Linked DNA regions of Homo sapiens: region 2 is linked to region 1. Evidence: read pairs that join two places in POLR2A ChIA-PET (ENCODE). Cell type or tissue: OCI-LY7. All regions are shown on one strand. Each heading gives the region's core, and the rest is flanking DNA. Links, peaks and the distances in the headings are about the cores only. Region 1 overlaps AKNA (AT-hook transcription factor). Region 2 has its middle 170 kb from the start of ZNF618.

Region 1 (2,919 bases), core at 309-2,808:
ATCTAATCTTCTGACAGCTCTCAACTTCCCTGTATATGGGGGGATTAGAACAGAGAGCAAAAAAATGAATGGTTTTAGTTTATAAGGTCCTTGGTCATCCACTGGATGATATTACATGATACATATGACACATTTTGTGATTGGAAAATGTACATGACATCTATGTAACCACACAGGAAATATCCTGCCATAACATTTTTTTAGAAACTAGGTGTTTTGAATTTGCCTCTCCAGACCTTCTCTCAGCTCCTCTCCCACCCTGCTCTGTGCTTTGAGCATCAGGGCTGTCTACCTGCTGGCTTCTGGTTGGGTCTGTCTAGTGGGAGGGACCTATGAGAGATCACAGGGTGGGAAGAGAGAGACTTGAGAGTGGGCACAGCTCCCGGCTAATGCTACTACCCGGGGATTCCTCAGTCTTTGTTGGGTCCCCTGATGCTGCCCACACCTTTGCTGACAGTTCTCTCCTTTGACGCCTACACTCCCAGACTTGAGAGCCCCACCTGTCCCTTAATGGGACCCTGGCTGATGCAGCAGGAATCTAAATTGTATTTATGACCACCGTTATCTAAAACTCCAAATTCCAAAGGATATACACCAATAGGACTCTATAAAGGGTCTCCCCTCCAGCCCCCACTTTTTTTAACAGGGTTTCCAAACTTTTGGCAACTATTTTGTAATTTTGTTTAAAGGCGATAAAAAAGAAAAGGCCTTTTTCTGCTTGCTGAGAGGCAGGATAATTTGTGGAAAGTAGTGCAGGGCAGTGATTATGACCCTGGATTTGAAAGAGAGACAGACCTGGCTCCAGGTTCTCCTGCCTACTAGCTGTGGGGCCTTTGAGTCACCCCTCTGAGCTTCAGTTCCATCCTGGTTAAATGAGGGTGATAAATGTAACTGCTTCACTGGGTTTTGATGATGACCAAATAAAATAACATACTCTAGGGTTTACCACAGTCCCTGTACACAACCATCCTTGCTTAATAATGGGTAACTATTGTGAAATAATGATCGTTATCATGGGAAGCTACTCAGGAACTGTTTGCTCTAAAAGAGACCCTGTGTCTGGGATTCTCTTTTCTGTCTTGCAGCAAAGAAGGCTTCAGAGACAGAGTCATGGGAGACAGTGGTTGTCTGGCAGTTCCATGGGTGGCTCCTGAATTGGGCAGTACCTTGACTTGGTCCTGGGGCATGAGACGTCCTGCCTGTATCAGTCTTTCAAAGGACTCCACCTGGACATTGGGAGGGGAAGGAAATATGCTCCATTAATCCAGTCCTGTAGACTCCCACACCCAGCCACATCTATGCCTTGGTAAGAGGAGCTGGGTCCGTCCTCAGGATGTGGGGTTTCTGCCAAGCATGGAGACGTGGGTGCTGGGAACAGCTTCTACCACCAGCCCCAGGCATGGTAGCCTTGAGAAAAATTGAAGTGAAACCTGCAGGAATTTACTGACAACAAAGCAAGTCACTCATGTGCATCAAGACTAATGAGTCAGGATATTTACTGCAGCATGAACAGTAGGGAGGGGACAAGAAATTGCCTAAATGCCTGTCGGTGGAATAGTATTCAGCCATCAACAAGAGGAAGGCACACGTGTATGTTCTGAGCTATTAATGCCTCCAAGACCTATTTTTCAGTGTCAAATCAAGGTACAGGGCAATGTTTACGGTATGCTACCATCTGTATAGAATATGTGGAGAGTAAAAAGGAAAACGATAAATACATTGCTTATATACGATATACTATCTCTAGAGGAATTCAAGAAACTAAAATATGAATTGCTTCTGGGAAGGAGAACTGGGTGGCTGGAAGACAGGAATGAGAAGTAGATTTTTCTACTACATGTCCTTTGCATCCTTTGAAATCTGAACAATGTGAATTCGTTGCCTACCCAAAAATAAATATTCAAATTTAAGACTTCAAAAAGTCAAGGTACAGTAGCTTATGCAGCCATTTCTATAAATGCAAGTGTGTGCATTGAACATTTTTGCATGGGTTGGAGGAAAGATTTAGTTTTTGCTCAATATGCCCTCTGTACTGTGCAAAGGTCCTTATCATGGGCATCTATTACCTGCTCAAAAAAGTTTAATTACAAAAAAAGGCAAGGGATGATGTAAGGTTCGGTTTTAAGAAAGCTCTAGATCAGTGTGAAATATAGAAATGTATATTATATAATCATATTACATAATTTTATAATATATAAAATAGAACTATAATGTGAGCTACACCATCTATAATTTTCTCATAGCCACATTGAGAATGTAAAAAGAAACAGGTAAAATTAATTTTTATATTTTATTTAGCCCCAAATATCATTTCAACATGTAATCAATACTAAAAAAATAGGGAGACACTTTATATTTCTAAGTCTCTGAAATCTGGCATGTGTTTCATACCCACAGCACGTCTCAATTCAGAGCAGCCCATGTCAAGTACTCAACAGTCACATGTGGCCAGCAGCTTCTGAATTGGACCGTGCAGCACTAGACATGAGGGGTCAGCTAAGGCCCCAGCTCCTGCTCAGTGTGATGATTTGACATTGCTTTATTTTGTGGACAACATATAGGACGAAGAAGAAATGTGTCTCCGGCTACGGAACCAAGAATGGTGGTGGCAAAAGGAAACGAAGCCTGTAATCCCAGCACTTTGGGAGGCCGAGGCAGGCATATCACCTGAGGTCAGGAGCTCAAGACCAGCCTGGCCAACATGGTGAAACCCCATCTCTACTAAAAATACAAAAATTAGCCAGGCATGGTGGCGCGTGCCTGTAATCTCAGCTTCTAGGGAGGCTTGAGGCAGGAGAATTGCTTGAACCCGGGAAGCGGAGGTTGCAGTGAGCCAAGACTGCACCACTGCACTCCAGCCTGGGCAACAGAGTGAGACTCTGTCTCAAAAAAAAAAAAAAAGAAGAAAAGAAATGAAGT
Region 2 (2,919 bases), core at 282-2,781, 660 kb before region 1:
TAATTCCCTTGTGTTGTGGGAGGGACCCAGTGGGAGATAATTGAATCATCAGGGCGGTTTCGGTTTCCCCTGTCCTTTTCTCATGGTAGTGATTAAGACCCACAAGATCTGATAGTTTTATAAAGGGAAACCCTTTTTGCTTGGCTCTCATTCTCTTGTTTGCCACCATGTGAGACATGCCTTTCACCTTCTGCCATGATTGGGAGGCCTCCCCAGCCAAGTGGAACTGTGAGTCCATTAAGCCTCTTTTTCTTTATAATTTACCCCGTCTCGGGTATGTCTTTATCAGCAGTGTGAAAACAGACTAATACAACTTCTCATGGCTGATTGGCTCATTGCTCCCAAATCTCTACTTTCTCCATTAATAGAATTGTACATCGTTACACTTATTGTGGCTTTGGGGTGGGCAGGGGTTACCTCCCCATCCTTTGACTTTGGGCTTGACTATCTGACTTGCTTTGCCTAAAGAAATGTTAGCACATGTGATGTGTGCAGAGGGAGGCCTTAAATGTGTGGCATGGTTTGACTTGGCCTTCTGTGCCCTCTGATCTGCCATGAAAACATGCCCAGAACAGCTGTTGGTCTTAGGAGCAGATTGAGTCCAAGTCAAAGCCTGCAGTCAACCCAGGCCAAACTGCAACCTGGAACACAGCCAAGCCACTCAATCTACAGACTCACAAGGAAGAAAAATAAATGCTTATTGTTGTAAGCCACCGAGTGTTGGAGTGGTTTGTTACGCAGCATTGGCGCAGCAATTGCTGACCAATACACTTCCCTAAAAGGGTATCTTTTTAAAATGGCTCAAATGGAGGGACGTGGAGAGAACTATGATGTTTGAGTCCCTGGAAAGCATGCAATAGACATTACTGATCCCCAGGTCTCCTTTTTCCCTCAGCATATGGGAAACTTTCCAGCCCTCAAGTTAGTCAGGGCCACATACATATTTCTGGCTCGTGAAATACGATAAGAAATGCCAGGTGGCACTCTCAGGCCATGGCAGTGTCATTCCAGTGCACTCTCACAGTTTCTCTCTTCCCCTGCCACAGTGGTTGCGGAGGACACCTCAGGTGGAGATGGGAGTCACAAGACCAAAGCAGCCTGTATCATGAGTCACTTCACTGGAATCACTGTGGATTTTCATGAGAAATAAATTAATTTTATAGTGGTAAGGTACAGAGATTTGGGGATTGTTTGTTCCTGCATCAGCCACATCGTGACAAAAATACAGAGTGAGGGAAAGGTGCTGGGAAGGGCTGCAGTTGCCACCTGCTCATACCTCAATTCCAGTTCTCCCCAGTTAGGGAGAAAGGTTCTGCTACAAACTTGCTTCGAGACCCAGGAACGTCCCTGGCCCCTCTTCCTCAGTTTCCTCAATGGCCACATGGGGGTTCACTGGCTCTTTCCTAGGAGCATGCGCAGGTGGCCCCAGCCTGCTGCTGGCCCTCAGGTGATGTGAATATATTCAGTGGGATCTCACCCAGAGAAGGACTGCACTGTGCCAGCAGGCAGGGCTCTGGGTGTGGAGGTGTGACTTCATTGGATTTCATGAGGCCTCTTTATGCAGAAGCTAGGGATCTGCAGGCTCTTGCAACACTTGACAAACCTGTAAATATGCGTTTGGAGTCGCCACTGCCCAGTCTTTCTGTGAAATCTGCGTCACAAAGCCAAGTTCAGAGAACAAAGCTTTTTGATCAGCCAGAGGAAATCACTTTCCTCATTTTTGAAGTGAAATAGTTGTCTCTGTCCTGCTGACTCTTGGTCAATGTTAAAGGTTGAGAGAGAGAGAGAGAGAGAAAGAGAGAGAGAGAATGGACTTAAGGGTGCTTTGTAAACTATAAACTGCCAGGTGCCAGATATGCAGAGGTGAACACAGCAGAGATCCCGGCCTCTGCTAGGGAGCTAGTCAAATAACGAGATGACCCACCACTCAAGATAGGAGAGTGACAGCTGTAGAATGGTGGAGGGAGAGAGAACTGTCAGCAGGGGAATCAAGGAGGACTTCCTGGAGGAGATGTAGTTGTAGAGGTGGGTAGAATGTTCACAGGAAAACAGAACAGCATGAGAAAATGTGTTGACAGCACACTGATGTGCACAGGGAACAGCAAAGAGACTGGCCTGGCTGTGCTGGAGGAGGAGCAACAGTGTTATCCCTGCCTCTACTGCTGAGATATCCCATAGGCGTTAAGAGCAGATGCTCTGGGTAGCTTTTAAGTCCTGGCACCATCACTTCTTGTTCTGTGACTGTGGACGAGTGACTCTACTTCTCTGAACTCTGGTTCGTTCACCTGTAAAATTGGGATAATAATATGTACCTTAGAGGGTTGTGAGGATAAGACGATGTGTAGTAGGTAAAGGCCTGAGTACATGTGGTTTTTACCCCATGAAGGGTAGCTAAGGATGGTGGCCTGGTCCGGGAGACTAGATGACACATGAGAGGAGGAGCTGGTGTCTTCCAGTTGGCAGTGGCATCTTTGAGTCGCTGGTAAACCCTGTGTGTTGAGCTCTGGAAAGATCAAGCCTTCTGGAATCAGGGAGTTCTGGGCTTGTATCGCAGTTCTGGCACTTTTTAAATGGGTGACCCTGTTCTGAAATCTCCCAGAGCTTGTGTCACCTCCTCTATAAAATGCATTGGAATCTCAGTTGCAAAGACTGGATGCCCCCTGTGCTGTCTTGAGAAAAGAAGGTTTACTGTAAGGATGTGCGTGGATGGGGAGGGCACCAGGCTTAGGAGAGGCTCTGGGAATGTGCTTCTGGTTAACAAGCTCTCCTGTTCTCTAGGGAGGTCAGCTCCTTTGTCCCCTCACTACCACTGGTTTGGTCCCAAGGGAGGGAGAAGAATTAGAACCCTACTGGGCAGAGCCCTTTGGGCCCACCACGTTTTCAGTGGCCAGCCTATGGGTGGGTCCTCTGTGGGTCAAG

What was found. Peaks named below come from ENCODE experiments on the same cell type or tissue, not always from the same donor. Only the 100,000 strongest peaks of a DNase experiment are listed, where the experiment ranks them.
Region 2: POLR2A ChIA-PET joins it to region 1 with 5 read pairs; 2 of 35 experiments call an interaction of 5 or more read pairs at or near these places.

Annotation. Positions count from the first base shown.
Region 1 is chr9:114,363,394-114,366,312 of GRCh38, forward strand. AKNA (AT-hook transcription factor) reads right to left here. Exons shown (of 22, transcript NM_001317950.2): 7 at 1,167-1,226. Among named protein-coding and RNA genes, the nearest start is that of AKNA, 23 kb to the right of the region's middle. In OCI-LY7, for the core only: no CTCF peak of the experiment used is centred there; a DNase peak (open chromatin) is centred at 1,438; H3K4me3 peaks cover 1,233 bases; H3K27ac peaks cover 2,405 bases.
Region 2 is chr9:113,707,478-113,710,396 of GRCh38, forward strand. No RefSeq gene overlaps it. Among named protein-coding and RNA genes, the nearest start is that of ZNF618, 170 kb to the right of the region's middle. In OCI-LY7, for the core only: no CTCF peak of the experiment used is centred there; no DNase peak of the experiment used is centred there.